Regions from separate parts of the Mus musculus genome. Here region 1 is linked to region 2. The links are chromatin loops, found by intact Hi-C in ENCODE. Cell type or tissue: heart. All regions are shown on one strand.

Region 1 (8,000 bases), 320 kb after region 2:
TGTGCCCTAGCAGTTTAGGACTGAAACACCTCTGTCATTTTGTGAATCTCAAGGGCAGACATACAGCTTTTAGGGTACTCTAGAGCTGAAAGGTGAGAGAACAAATGGGACTAGAATTAGAGAATTTCTTTGAGGTAACTTTTCACTTCATGGAAACATAGAAGCTAAACCGTCCTCCTTAGAACCCATTAGTACATCGAATGTATTTAAGGCTCATGCATATGCATATTTCATAAGATTAAGCAGATCATAACAGTAATAGGTTCAAAGTTAACAGGGTGTGACTGGGAGGCAAACATACTTAAAATTTAAAGGGCAGTGTAATTTTTTATTTTTAAAAGGCATTATTTTGAACTCTAATTTTGTTTTTGTTTCTTAGGTTTTTTGTCTTGTTTTTTTTCTGGTGGTGGGCATTGTATATGTGCCATGGCATGTCTGTGGAGGACAGAAAACAACAGATGGGAGTCAGTTCTCTCCTTCCGCCAGTGGGAACCCCAGGGCTAGAAATGAGGCTGTGGGGTTTGCTGGTTGAGTGTCTGTAACCACCGAGCCAACCACCGGCTCTTGTTTTTTGTTTTGTTTTGTTTTGTTTTAGTTTGGTTTGCTTTTTCTATTTATTTGGTTTTTGTTTTTGTTTTTGTTTTTGTTTTTGAGACAGTTTCTTGTAACCTTGAATGCCTGATGTTCTGGCCTCCACCTCCCAAACCCTGAATTACCCATGCCCAGTCTATTTCTAAACCTACCAAATTAATAATGCGATAAAGAAAGAGGATTTTTGAAATCCAAAGACTTAATCCTCTTCAGAACAAAGGTGGAAGTGATAAGGCTAGAATCGCTCCATAAGATCTGATTATGTCTCCTTTTAAATTTTTCTGAAAGGGATTTCAAACGTGTCAAGATGACTTGGGTTCCAGAACATTCCTTCCGGGAAGAACATTTTATCCTTCCTAGTTAATTTCTAAAGTGCAGCCATAGCAAGCCAGAGAAGCAGCTCCCCAGACGCCGAACTCAGACTAATTGTTAATCCACGCACAAATTCGAGGCTGTTAACCAACAGAGGGTTTCTTTATCCTCCCTCCTCTAGAACTTTCTCCAGGGAATGAGACAGTGAAAGTAGAGAGCCATAATTACCCTTTCATTACTTCTGGAACATGGGGTGTCTTCATGGATTAATGTTAGGACAGGCATTCAAAGCCATTTGGTTTTTGGAGAAGGATCAAAATCCCTTTCAGAAGCACTCAGTGTCACTTCCAACTCATGGAGGTCACTTAAGAAGTTCATAAGATGAGCCCTGCTTGTCCAGTTGTGACCTCTTTGTTTGTTTGGAGAGTCTGGGCTGTGTAGCCGGATCATAAGATGATTCTAGCTTGTGTCATTGAGTTGATGCAAAACTACCAGCACAGGGTCAAAGGGATAGCACAAATATTATGTGGCTGGATGCCAAGCATCGTTACCTGCTGGGCCATCTTTTTGGTCTTATACTGTGTCTTTTAATTTTTTTTTCAGTATTGGGATTGAACCTACGACCTCACATGCTAGACAAGTATGACAGCACTAAGCAACAGCCACGTTTTTGTTTTCCTTTTTTGTTTTGACGGGGTCTCATGTAGCCCTGGCAGGCCTTGAACTCCCAATTCTAGTGACTCCATCTCTCAAGGACAGGGGTTACAGGTGACCGGCTTTCCCTTACAGCTTTTTAGAGATTTACTCTATGTTTTTAAATTGTGTGTGTGTGTGTGTGTGTGTGTGTGTGTGTGTGTCAGGGAATGTACATGTGGGTGTGGTTACCTGAGGGGGACAGAAAAGGGTATCCCCTGGAATTAGAGTCACAAGCAACTGTGAGCTTCCTGATGTGGGTACTGGGAACTAAACACAGTCTTCTTCATGGGTGTGTTTACTCTTAATCACTGAGCCATCTTTCCAGCCCCTCCTGCATACTTTTTTAAAAAGTAAAATTAAATATTATTTTATGTGCATAGATGTTTTGCCTGCATGTATGTTTGTGCATGCCTGGTACTTCTGAAGGTTCTCTGGAACTGGAGTTACAAGTGGTTGTAAGCCACCAGGTAGATTATATTCACTGTGGGTGGGTTTTTCCTCCTTTTATTTACTTGTGTTTGTAACATGTAGACATGTGCATGTATGTTGCATATGGGTGTCATGGCATGTATAGAGATTAGAAGACAACTTTAGGGAATAGTTTTTCTCCTTTGGAGAAAATAGAGGTAGATGGGGTTTCAGTTGCTAGGCTGGGGGTCTCAGGTAAGGACCACCAGGTGAAGGAAATGGAGGAAACAGGAGCTGGAGAGAGGAGGAGGCCGCCATGAGGCCGGATGCATCAGGAGCACATAGCCAGGAGAAGTGGCCCCTGAGGACAGGCTGAGGGAGCAAGATCCATATAGCAAGTAACAGGGGACATGTGGCTGGGGATGTATGTTAGACTAGTTCACAACCTGCCCAGTACCAGAATTTTGTGTCTGTTATATAAGCCAGCTAAAACAAACAATTCATTTTCACATCATTTTAAACCATCCGGCTCATGACCATGTTATAATATAAAATGCATTTGGTGCAATTTCAAATATCTTTGTAACTCCAAACACATTTAAAAAGTCCAGTTTCCTAACAGGGCATACCTATAAAATAAAAAACAAATTTTCCTTCTAATATATAATTGCACAGGGTAAATATTCCAATCCCGAAAAGAACAACTGGGGTAGAGCAAGGAATGACTGGAGCAAAGCAAGATCAACATTCTGCAGGGCAAATACCTCCACGTTCCTCATCTGGGCCTCGTCATGTAACAGCTGGGCTTCAAGAGCTTATGGGGAAGCTGCTCCCCAGTTCTGTCGCTGGAAGCTCAGACAGCCTCTCTCTTGGGACAGACTAACTCAGCCCTTGCAGCATCCTTGGCAGATGTTCCGTGACCCTGGCATCTCCAGTATCCTGGAGTCTTTCTACAGCGTGGGCTTTAGCTTCTCTTCTCTATACATGGCCTCTTAGGGCACCTTTGCAGGGACTTTGAGCCTGGTCTCATGTTATCTGGACTCAGCTGCTCACCAAGATCTCCTCAGTCTTGAATCTTTCATGCTTTATAAGACAGTAAGTATTATATGAACAGCACTGCCAAGTTCAAGGTGGGGGCCTTACCCCCTTGGACCACAGATGTATCTGCTTCTGTGTGCTCACTCTGGGACAACACTTGCTTAGATATGTTACTTTAGAGGAGGAAGGACCCACACCCCCACCTCCTTTCTCTCCTCCCCCAGCTGCATTCTAAGTTCAGGCTCTCACCTTTGATTCAAGTTTGCATCTTCGCGAGTTACAGCCCAGTGATGGGTGAGGTCTTTTCTTAGGACATCTTTCTCTTGTGGTTTTCTCAGTACTTTTCAAGTGTTCCTCCACCACTGTTTCTGTGAGTTTGTGAGATCTTCCCTTCCTCTCTTTGGAACAATCTATTTGTTTGTTTTTGTTTGTTGTACTGACTCTCCACCTTGTGGAGATGACACAGAGGCAGCTTCCAGAACTCAAAGCACAGCCGTTCTGAGAGTTTCTGCTCTGTCTTGCTTCGAATTTGTCAAGTTGGCATATGGGCCTATAGTCAATACAACTTAAATAGGATCATACACATCAGCAATATTTTATCTGATACAAACTCAAGGAGACAATGGTGCAGGAATATTGGGGTGCGTTTGAAAGAGTAAGTTTTAGAGGAAAGTTTCTTATAGATTCGTGGATGGAAACTTAACAAATATGTCACTGGAGTTGAGCCAGCAGAGAGGTAAGCCACATGACAGGAAGGGAGCTTCAGAGAAAGCAGGGAACACGGAAGCCCAGGGTACCAGAAGAGTATCTGGCCTCTGGGCAGCACCCAAAAGAAAGAGACAGAGGAAAGGTGGCCCCACCTTCCTAAAGCATGCTCCCTTAACCAGGCCATTGACCTGCCAAACTCGAAGGTTGGGTCTCTACCAGAGATTTAATCTTCCTGTCTAGAAGGAACTACTTTCCCCTTGGTGGGATTTTCCGGAACTGTGATAGCTTTCCCAGCAGATGTTACTCTGTAGGGCTCTGCTAGGTCTTCCAGTTTCTCATTCTCACCTCACCTTGAGGCTGGCATTCATGTGTAAATGAGATTCCCTATTTGTATCTGAGTTTGCTCAGTTTGGCAGTTTTGTTGGCCTAAGCACCACTGAGATTTAAGCAGGTTGGATCATAGGAAGCACACACTACATCTTGTTAAGTTGCTCCTTAATTTGATCTGTAGCCCAAGGAAGCCTTGAACTTGAAACTCTCTTGATTCCTACAACCTGTCAGCTAAAATTACAAACCACCAGGCCAGAGCCAGCTTCCAGGTCTTGATGTTGGAGTCTATGGGTGGAAAGGCAATAGTAGTTGCAGGTGACTTGTAGGGACTTATAATGTCCTGTCTGGCTATCAGGTGTCCCATTTTGACAGCTGCTGGGCAGGTAGCGGCAGTGGTGTGGGAGGAAATGAGTAGACTACCTAGCTTTCTACCCACGCTTAAGTTGAAGAGAGAGATAGCTGCAGGTCTCCTTCCTGCTCTCCTGCTGCCCCACCTGCTGGTGGTAAAACAGTTAAGGATGCTGGGCTACATAGACTTTGGTAACAAACCCTGGGTTCTGATGCTCAGAAAAGAAAGAGAAGGAGATCAAAGGGAGAGAGGAGAGTGAGTGAGTATTGGCATGTGGCATCTCTTGTGGGTCTGGACAGTCCCACTGTGACATGCAGTTTTAATTGTCAACTGGACACAGCCTGCCATCACCTCAGAAGAGAGCCTCAATGGAGGATTGTCTGATTTTCAAGTTAGCCTGTGGGAAGTTGTCTTGATTATGTTAATTGATGAAGAAAGGCCCAACTAAACATGGGTGGTTCCATTCCCTGGATTTGAGTCCTGGTCTATTAAAAAAAAAAAAAGTTGTGTGTGTGTGTGTGTGTGTGTGTGTGTGAGGGGAATGAGCTGAGCCTAAGTTTGGCATGTGTGCATACATTTCTCTTTCTGCTCTTGACTGTGGAAGCAACTAGCTACTTCAAGTTCCTGCCTTGACTTCCCCACATTGATGGACTACAATCTAGAACTGTAAGCTAAATAAACCATTTCTCTTTTGGGGGGGGGGGGTGACAGGAGGAGTTTGAGACAGGATTTTTCTGTGTAGCCCTGGCTGTCCCGGAACTCAGAAATCCACCTGCTTTCATCTCCCCAGTGCTGGAATTAAAAATGTGTGCCTCCCCCCCCATCCCCTGCTAAAACACCTTTTTATTTTTCCCCAAGTTGCTTTTGTCAAGGAATTTTATCACAGCCACAGAAAGGAAACCAGGCCAGGCAGCCCACGGAGCCATCCCAGAACCATCTGACATAACTGCAGCAGCTGCAGCTCTGTGAGCATCTTGTGGGCTCCTATTCACCAGGTGGCCCTGTGACCAGAGTATCACTAGGGAAGTAAGAAGCCCAAGGGAACAGGGCATCTCTGGGATGGATGCTGCTCTAGGCTTCAATGCTTTCCTCCTTGGAAGTCTGGCTTAGCAAGGGAAAGGCTGTGAGCAGACAGCTGCAGCTGTGGAAGCCAACGTCCCTGGGAAAAAGGGCTTAGCACTTCAGTAACAGAAAAGCAGACAACAGATCCGAGTGCTTAATGGCACCAATGTGACACTCAGGAAGAGGCAATAAGAATTAGCAATCTGTCGCGGAGGCAGTGGAAGCACTCTCTGGTGTAGATGAGCATAGATGAGACGAGTTAGCCACATTAAAATGTACAGACACACTTTTATGTTGGATAAAGCTGTGCAGGATACTGTATGGTTTCTATTTAGCCACATTAAAAAGTGGTATTATTTTATCATTTCCTTTCATTCGTTTCTAAAGTCCTGAGTTAAAGAACCCTCTGAAGTGGGATATACACAAGTTGTACTGAAATGTCTTAGTTATGGCTCACAGAGACCAAATATTAGTTTAGATCTCACTGCAAGACTATTGAAATGTATGGATCACCCTACCGATCTTCAGGGAGACCCTGTCTCCCTGAACACTAGCTACTTCCCTACACCGTCGCCCGAGTTATTTCTCTAAAGATGAACAGTTTAGAACATTATCCACTGAAGAAGAGATAGAATTGCCCAAACCTGTTGTTCTGCAATCATTTGCCCTCCTGTTTTCCGGATACTTTCACAATGCATGCCTCCTGTCGCAGGCTCTTTGTTTCTCTCACACTGCACGTATTTCTCCACATTCCACATCTTCCAGTCACTGTCTCATACTCTGCAGGGCAGCAGCCAACCTGTCTGCCGACTCCTCCGGTCACCCTACCTGCGCCTTTGACTGTGCCTTGCCTGTCACCTGCCTTCCCTCTGGTGATGCTGCCTTACCATCTCATGCTCAGCTGGTCCCAGCGCTCAGGGACGACATGTTGGTTGCCTGAAATCTGCCACAAGAGCAGTGTTCCCACCATAGATACTGGCAAAGGTAGACAATCTTATTACGGTTAATTTTTGTCTTTGGGCATTGGGCTCAAAACCTTGTATATGATTCCAGGCAAGTCGACCACTGAGTTGTAGCCCTTATCCCACACTCTTTGCCTGGAATATGTCTACTTATCCCGAAAGATTGAGTGTTTGTTCTGTGAAAATTTCTTGGGTTCCCGCAGTGGAATTTGGAGAAGCAATCAACTTCCCTGTTAAGTATGTGGGCTGGGTGCTACACAAACATAGCTCCCATGCCTCTCTCAAAGGCTTTGCACCCCACTCTCAGTGTTTGTTTGGCTGTCTCCCTGGTAGCTTCTATGAGTGCAGATTGTGATCTACGTTGGTCTGTAAAACCCTAGAGGCTTTCAAGATAACATACATAGTGAGTTCTATGTGAGTGCCTTGCTAGTTAATTAGGTAGGAAACTAGGGGGAGAAACTTCATTGCTTTCCCTGAGAGTACTACCAATATCATAAGTTTCGATGAATGTTTTCTCAAGAGTTTCTGGTGAGCAAGCTAAAATACAAAATCGACAAGACAGAGCTGTACAACGGCATTAACAGTCTAATGTTTCTGGGGTGTTGTCAGGTGTACAGAGGGCTGCAAGAACCGATGTACGTAGTTGGAAATTTTATGTTTGTAGAGATCAGGTGAGGAAAACATTTGATTATATAACATTTATTTACTTATTAGTGTATGTGCGTGAGTGTGGGGAGCCGCCCTCACATTCGCCATTACAAGATGGCGCTGACACCCTGTGTTCTAAGTAGTAAACAAATAACCTGCACATGTGCCAGGGTTGTTTTCCACTCCATGTGCTCTGCCTTCCCTGTGTCTACAACTCGGCCAATGGGCTGCAGCCAATCAGGGAGTGACACGTCCTAGGCGGAGGATAATTCTCCTTAAAAGGGACGGGGTTTTGCCATTTTCTCTCTTGCTCCTGAAGAAGTAAGCAATAAAGCTTTTGCCGCAGAAGATTCCGGTTGTCCTGAGCGTGTTCTTGCCGGCGGGGGAAAAAAGCTCGGGATAAGTGGTGCCGAGAAACCCGGGAACTTTATACCATCACACCGGCGCAAGGAAGATCCCTTGTTCTCGAGGCGGAACCAGAACTGCGGGTCACGTTACAGCTTTACGAGGTATGTCTGGCCTTGAACTTTCTCCAGTGTTAGGAGCCTTTTTGTTCCTTTTCACATGTTATCAAGTGGTTAAGGCAGGGTGGAGAATTCTGGACAAAATTCAAGACAGTCTATCAGAAGTAAAGCGGGGAGAGAGAGTAGGAGCAAAGAGGAAACATGGTGCACCAAATGAGTATACAGGCCTTTCCACGGGTCTTGAACCCGAGGAAAAGTTAAGGTCAGGGAAGAATACCTGGAGAGAGATTGGAAGAAAAGAGGAGAAAAAACAAAAGAAAAAAGATCAATCAGCAGAGGTTTCTAGGAGAAGGAGCCTATACCCGTCACTAGATGAGTTTAAGGAGCTAGCTCTTAGTAGCTCTGAATCAGATGAAAAATTTAGCTCCTCTG
Region 2 (8,000 bases):
GGGTATCACGAGAACAATTATGGACCATGAAGGGGAACCCACGTGGCTTTGGCTAAAGCCCACACAGAAGATGGTGTGGGAAGGTATGAGTCCCGACAGTGGACAGCCTACTCTGCAGTGTCTTCCTTCATGTGTGGTCTGAGACACTCTAGGGCGTCTCTCTTCTGCTCAGTGACATTCTCCTGAAAATCAACTTGCAGCTTGCTTCTGATTATAAATGTTCATGAGTACACACAACATTGAAGATCCAAGGAAATACTGTATGAGATTAAAAACAAATCACTAACCATCCTATTGCCTAGAACCTCTGTATTGTCATCCTGTACATGAACAGTTGCTCCTGCATCCACAGGGAACTGACTGTATCCAGAACTTGAGATTCTAAAATTCAGGGGCTTCAGTCTCTCAAAGGTTCACTTTATGTGTGAGTGCTTTGGACATGGAACCAGTGAGGGGAATGCAGTGTGTAACAGAGTGAATGCAAAATCCAATGTCAATGTTTTTCACAGAATGCATTTCAGTTTCTCTCTCTGTGTTCTTGCCTAAAACCACCAAGTCCCTAAAGCAAAGGTGTTCTGTGCTAACTGGTTTCCAAGGGTCCCCTGGGACAGCAGTGGGACTGTGGCTTCTGCTGCAGGAGAACTGGCTGGTGAACGCAAGGGTCACCTAGGGTGAGGGTTGGACAGGCCCTGTTTGTCCTCTGAAAAAGGCCACCTCAGTCATACTGGTGACAAAGCGCCAGCACACTCTCAGTGTGTCCCCGGGAGTGCAGACAGTGTGTGCCCGTGAGTACAGTGTGAACATGTGAATACAGACAGGATGAACATGTGAATACAGACAGTGTGCCCGTGAGTACAGACAGTGTGAACATGTGAATACAGACAGGATGCACCTTTGAGTACAGACAGACAGTGTGTATCTGTGAGTACAGACAGACAGTGTGCATCCATGAGTACAGACAGGCAGCTTTGCCCATTAGCTAATATGGAGGAGATCAGGCCAGCAAGTCTCCCTGGAGTCTTTCTGCTCTTTCACACCATTCTGTCAGTGACTGGAGGAGCAAGTCTGTTGTTCTTTACTTGGCAGCCCTCACAAGTTTACTCAGACTTTTTCTTTTTTTTTCTTTTCTTTTCTTTTCTTTTTCCTTTTCTTTCCTTCTCTTCTCTTTTCTTTTCTTTTTTTTAATATTCATTCATTCATTCATTCATTCATTCATTTATTATATGTAAGTATACTGTAGCTGTCTTCAGACACACCAGAAGAGGGATTCAGATCGAGTTACGGATGGTTGTGAGCCACCATGTGGTTGCTGGGATTTGAACTCAGGACCTTTGGAAGAGCAGTCGGTGCTCCTAATCACTGAGCCCTCTCACCAGCCCCCACTCAGGCTTTTTCTGGCTGGTTTCAGAATAAGTCTGAAATGGACAACGGGCAAGATTATGGGAGGACAGTGGAGAGGAAGGAGCGATTTCCAGACAGAGGTAACATGAGTTTCTACACACCGGAAGGGCAGCATGATGGGGAGGGAGGTGGTAAGAGAGTACGTACTGGGTGGGCACATGGCTCAGCACGCAAAGGCACTTGGCACCTAACTGTGCAAACCTAACAACATGCACACACACACACACACACGCACACACACACCACATGCACACACACATACACGCACACACACACACCACACGCGCACACACCACACACGTGCACACACACACCACACGCACACACACACACACGCACACACACATACATACACACACACACACACACACACCACAGTGGTGATGATGTTGATGGTTTTACTTACTATATACTTCGATTTATTTTTATTTTGTGTGTATGAATGTTTTGTCTGCATGTCTGTTGGAAGAAGGTCTTATCTCCTGGGACTGGAATCCCGGATGCCCAAGAGCCCCACAGGATCAGTAGTATGTGTTCTTAACCCGCTGAGCCATTTCTCTAGCCCCATTAAATATAATATTTTAAGAGATAACATAAGCTAACATTAATTTATGTGTGTTTGTTTGTTTATGTTTTTTGAGACAAGTACTCACATAGTAGCTTAGAATCTGCTATAGCTTGGGTCAGCATCGGACTTGAGACTGCTTGCTGTTCTCCGTGCCCCGCCCAGTGTGAACACAGGTGAGTACAGCCACACCTTCTCTTGTAGTTAACGTTTATTGAGCACCTGGCTCTGCAATACAACTCAAATGCACATTGAGCCATCCTTTAAACAAAGTTGTCTGAGTAAATATTAGTGTAGTGTCCACTTCATCTTTGAGAAAAAACAACATGGCGTTTCCTCCAGGCAGTCAAACAGTTTGTTCAGGATGAGCTAAGAGGAAACCCAGGCTGGATTCAGAAGCGGGGTAGTAGTTTGCTTTCAACCTTCAAAGCAGTGGAGAATGAACCAGGAATGAAACGTTCTTCCCCTGGGAGTTCAGGGCTGAGCCCTGACCCAAAACCCTGCCTGCAGACTCTAATCCCAGATGTAGCCCCTGGGCAGGTTAAGCACTAAAGCAGCAAAACCAGACTAGTGGAGTAGCTGGGGGCCAAGGTCAAGTTTCCACCCGGTTTTCTTCCTCAGTGGCTGTTGACCCGGTAGTTACAGCTGCAACGACCACCCAGGGTGTCTGCACACTGGCCCAGCCCTGCAGGGCAGTCTGGGTGCCGCCACTGCTGGCTGTCTTTAAAGAGCATTTGTTACACAGTTGCTGAAAAAGGCCTGCAGACAAAGTGGAACAATGCCCCACAAAATGGAAACTCAGAAAAAAAGAAAAGAAAAGAAAACCAAAAACCATCAACACCTCTTCACTCCAGCATGGAGGAAGCCCCAGCTTTTGGCCAGGGGCTTAGGACTTGAGTCACTCCCGAGTGTGGAGCCTTTGTCTTCCAGGGAATTCTGCCATTTGTCCTTAAAGGCAAAAATCGGAGCCAGGAGAGTTAGACACATACCGAGGCCAGAAGGAGCAGTTGAGGGTAGGACGGAGTAGCTGAGGATCTGCTGCTGTCTGCATCCTCCCCCACACTTCCTGTGGTTCTCACCTCCTGTGGTCCTCACTTGTGTTAGGAGCCCCTGCCCCCTCTGCTTCACCCTCATTCTCCACACTACCCCTGCAAAGCCACACCCGAATAAGTAGTGCAATTAGGGCTTGAAACCCAGAGTCCAAAGCTTGTGCTTGTAACCACGATAAACCTTTCTTAAAATGTAGAGGATAGCTCAGTCGGTAGAGCGCCTGCTTTGCAAGCATAAGAACGTGAGGCCGCCAAGATGGCTCAGTTTATAAAGGTGCTTGCCACCAAGCCTGAAGACCTGAGTCTGATCCCTGGAGACCACATAGTGGGAGGAGAGAGCTGACTTCCACAAGTTGTTCTCTGACCTCCACCCAAGCACCAAGGCATGCATGACCTCATAAATAGATAAGGGAGAGAGAGAGAGAGAGAGAGAGAGAGAGAGAGAGAGAGAGAGAAATTTATTTTTTTAAAAAGCCAAATGTGATGGCATGTGCTTATAATCTCAGGGCTAGGGAGACGGAGACAGCTAAGTTCCGGAGGCTTGCTGGCCAGCCAGTCTAGCCTAATTGTTGAGGCCAGGGCTGTAAAGAGATCCTTGTCTCAAAAAAATAAATAAACAAACAAAAGAACTAACACATGCTCAAGGTTGACCTCTGGCTTTCGCATGTGCGCACACACACACATGCAAGCTATACTTGCATAATGCTCTCCTAAAACACACATTTAAGCACCTGCACACACATCAATGTGCACATACACACTCACACAAAATATATGGGGATGCGGTCACGATTTTACCTGCTCAGCAGCCTGGGCATCTCAACACATGGTTCAGGCTAGCTTTTAACTATGTAACTATGTAACCCACAGACTTAACACCAAAGCATTAGGCCTCCGGCTTCTTAGGGCCGGGCCAGGCTTTTCTTTATGAGAGCCCCTGGGTACCACATCGCAGGAGCTGTGCACACTTGTCCTTTCTTGCTGTCTTTAAGGCCTGTCACTCATCTGCTCATGAGAAACTTCAGGTGAGCAGCGTTGTTAGGGGTTTCAGAATGAAGACATCCATTCCAGAAGTTCCTGTGACTTAGATCAGTCACATCCATGCCACTGCGACAGCTAAGGCGGTGGTTTACAACCAGAATGTCCCACTCTGGCAGTTGGGGGCCCCGGGGAATCACATCTGTTCACAACCCATTGACTCTCCTGGAGTCATGACCCTGTCCAGCCACAGGGGGGCAGTGCAATGCTGCTTTGAGTCAGAAAAGCAGCCTCAAATGCTCCTGGAAGTCAACCTTCACCACAATCAGAACCAAGAGTGGCCTGTGAGGCAGTGCAGCAAAGGTCACAGCCAGGCTGCACCTCCAGCCCCCAAAGCAGACCAGAACCCCACTGCATTTTCCTGTTGAACTAAATTTAAGTTTTAGAAAAGGATACACAGTTCCTTGGAAAAGTCAGGTTGAAGGCCAGCAATACAGCTCAGAGGACAGAATCGCTTGCTTCATGATGAGCCTGAAAGCCTGAGTTCAATTTACTGTACCCACATAATGCTCAGAGTGGACCACTTCCACAAAGCTGCCTCTGTCCTCTACGTGTGTGCTGTGGCACACAAACGCCCATACTTCCACACAGGCATCATGTACACACACGTTCACACAATAACAATGAGCATCAGAAATTAGAAAAATCAAAAGGAACAGACCAAATATACATTAACAAAAGAGCAATCGTGACTCATACGATGTAGTTGCACTTGAAGAGGAGACCCCTGAGTCTGGCTCATGCCCAGGGCAGGTCAAACTCATCTTCCGGAGGATAAGTCTAAAGGGGGAAGGGAGGAGCCTGTGTCACAACCAGCAGCAGCAGCTTAAGGGAGCCCGGGTTATTTGGCTCTCAGTTTTGAGGGGCTACAGTCCATGGTGGAAGGCACGGTGGCTATGGCACCTGAGTCTGAGGCTGTCACACTGCATCCAGCCTAGACATGGTGGATGCTGGTATTCCATTTCTTCTTCCTGGTGGATTCAGTTGGTATTCCATTTCTTCTTCCTGGTGGATTCAGTTGGTATTCCATTTTTTCTTCCTGGTGGATTCAGTTGACAGGATGGTGCTGCCCAGGCAGGGTGTGTCTCCCTCCTCAGTTAACCTTTTCTGGAAACATCCTTGCAATGGTGCCAGATCCCATCAAGTTGACAAGATCAACTATCAAATAATGCTTATGAGTATATAATGAAGGAAAATTCTGCCCAGCACAAGGAATATGAATATGAAGTGGCTGTGTACGTGCTTGAAAGACCTGCCTCCCCAGGTTGCTGCTACACAAACACCACATCTTAGGCTGGTTTATAAAACAGCTGCTATTGGTATATTGAGATGAAACACTATAGACTTGCATACGTTGACCAATGCTATAGCTGAATTACGCCTTCCCTCCAATTCTTTTTGCTTTGGGGAGGTACTTGGGATCAAACTTAGCATATGCTAGATAAGTGCTCTAACCACTGAGTACACTCTCTCCTACAAGTCCTATTATCCAGAATGTGACTAATTAGTAAATAGAACCTTTAAAGGATTCATGTTAAATTGAGCTAATGGGGGGGGGGCTGGAGAGATGGCTCAGCTCTTAAGAGCACTGACTGCTCTTCCAGGGATCCTGAGTTCAATTCCCAGTAACCACATGGTGGCTCACAACCATCTGTAATGGGATACAATGCCCTCTTCTGGTGGGTCTGAAGGGAGCGACAGTGCACTCACATACATTAAATAAATAAATCTTTTTTAAAAATTGAGCTAATGAACTCTGTTAATATAATAACTTCTGTTTTTAAAAAAAAATGAGGATATGGTGATGACCATATAAGTGAATTAGCACACCCTAGAGTCATCCGAGAGAGAGGAACCTCAGTGGAGACCATGTCTCCCTAGGGTCCATCTGCTCATTGATGGAGGAGGGTCCAGCCCATGGTGGCTGCTGCCATCCCTGGGCTGGTGGTCCTGGGTTCTGTAAGAAGGCAGATGACCAAGCCGTGTGAGGCAGGTCAGCGAGCAGCAGCCCTCCATGGCCTCTGCATCTGCTCCTGCCTCCAGGTTCCTGCCCTGTGTGAGTTCCTGTTTCAATTTCCTCTCTTGGTAAACACCAATGTGGAAATGTAAGCCAAATTAACCCTTTCCTCCCCGGCTTGCTTTTGTTTTTGTTTTCGTTTTTTAAAAGATTTATTTATTTTATGTATATGAGTACACTGTAGTCGTCTTCAGACACACCAGAAAAGGGCATCAGATCCCATTACAGATGGTTATAAGCCATCCTGTGGGTGCTGGAAATTGAACTCGGGACCTCTGGCAGAACAGTCAGTGCTCTTAAGAGCTGAGCCGTCTCTCCAACCCCACCCCCACCCCCAACCCCACTTACTTTTGGTCAAGGTGTTTCATCGAAGCAACAGAAACCCTAAGACAGATACTATCTTAGACAGATATAGGCAAGATTCTGTAAAAATGCAGGGAGAAGATTGCATCTAAAGCCAAGGAGGGAGACATAAGAAAAATCAATGCTACCAACACCTTGATTTTAGATTTAAACCCTCTAGAGCTACAAGAAAGTAAATTTCTGCGGTTTAAGCCACTGCTTTTTATTTTGCCAGTTGGAGGCCTCACTTGGTGTAGCCCACGTTGGCCTGGAACCCACTTACTATGTGGCCGTATACCTGCTTTAATCCTCCTCCTTCAACCTCCGAGTGATGACAGGTGCTGGGACATCTACTTCAGAGTTTTTGCTTGTTTAGGTTTTTGTTTTGTTTTGTTTTGTTTTTTGAGTTTTGGGTTTTTTTTTTTTTTTTTTTTTTTGAGTTTTTTCGAGACAGGGTTTCTCTGTGTAGCTCTGGCTGTCCTGGAGCTAGCTCACTCAGTAGACCAGGCTGGCCTGGAACTCAGAAATCGTCCTGTCTCTGCCTCCCGAGTGCTGGGATTAAAGGCATGCGCCATCACGCCCAGCTGCTTGTTTGTTTTAAACAGGGCTCACTAAGTAGTGATAATTGACCAGGATCTTGTTATGTAGACCAGGCTGGCCTAGAACTCAGAGACTGTCCTGCCTCTACTTCCCAAGTGCTGGGATTAAAGACATGTGCCACCACACTAGGCTGCAGCTGAGGTGGTTGTTTTTGTTGTTCTTGAATAAAAAGATAAATAAATAAAAAAGGAAAGGACATGACCGTTCCTAGGTGTGGTGGAGAAGTTTATTATAGACTTGTGGCATAGGTAGAGGCAGGGACATCTGGGAGAGTCCATAATTGACATGACCAGGCTGAGTGCAGGCCATGTGTGGACAGGTGGGGGGTGCGGGGCGGGGGGTGGGCATAGGGGAAAGAGGGACCCTAGGTGCAGTAGCCAGGAGGCCAAAGAAACAAAAAAGGTAATCAAAATGGCTGGACTATATAGGGAAGAGCTTTTGGGGGAAGGGCAGCCCAACCACTGGGCTCGAGAGTTCAAGGTAGAAGGTGGGGTATTCGAGCCAAACTCTGTAACAGATAGGGACTGAAGGATGCTGGGAGAACCTGGCTGCCAGGTCTGATTCGATATATTAAATAGGTACCTAGTCATTGGTCCTGGGTTTGAAACTTAGCAGTTGTTAGTAATAAAATCTTAACAATGATTCTTCCAGTGTTCTAGAAGTCCTTTATATTAGCCACTTTTACAGAGTTTGATCAAAATCAAGCTGGGTTGTGGCAGATACCTGTAACCTCAGCTCTTAGATGGAGGCAGGAAGACTCAGAATTCTGCTATGTGATGAGTTTGAAGCCAGCCTGGACTACGAGGTACCCTGCCTCAGACACAGACAGACAGACAGACAGACCCAAGACAGACAGACAGACAGACAGACAGACAGACAGACACACACACACACACACACACACACACACACACACACACACACACACGACTCTCACCTGAACCTCAGAACCAGTTTAAGGAGAAAGGGTTTGCTTTCCCAGTTTGAC

The links. Peaks named below come from ENCODE experiments on the same cell type or tissue, not always from the same donor. Only the 100,000 strongest peaks of a DNase experiment are listed, where the experiment ranks them.
Region 1: it touches region 2 in a loop (3-fold over the local background); 18 of 42 quality-filtered maps call a loop at or near these places.

Annotation. Positions count from the first base shown.
Region 1 is chr15:38,603,003-38,611,002 of GRCm38, forward strand. No RefSeq gene overlaps it. Among named protein-coding and RNA genes, the nearest start is that of Gm41309, 4.7 kb to the left of the region's middle. In heart, a CTCF peak has its summit at 4,576; no DNase peak of the experiment used is centred here; H3K27ac peaks cover 144 bases.
Region 2 is chr15:38,279,804-38,287,803 of GRCm38, forward strand. No RefSeq gene overlaps it. Among named protein-coding and RNA genes, the nearest start is that of Gm35248, 15 kb to the right of the region's middle. In heart, CTCF peaks have their summits at 4,243 (motif pointing right) and 5,739 (motif pointing left); DNase peaks (open chromatin) are centred at 2,849, 3,288, 3,948, 4,258 and 2 weaker places; H3K27ac peaks cover 1,571 bases.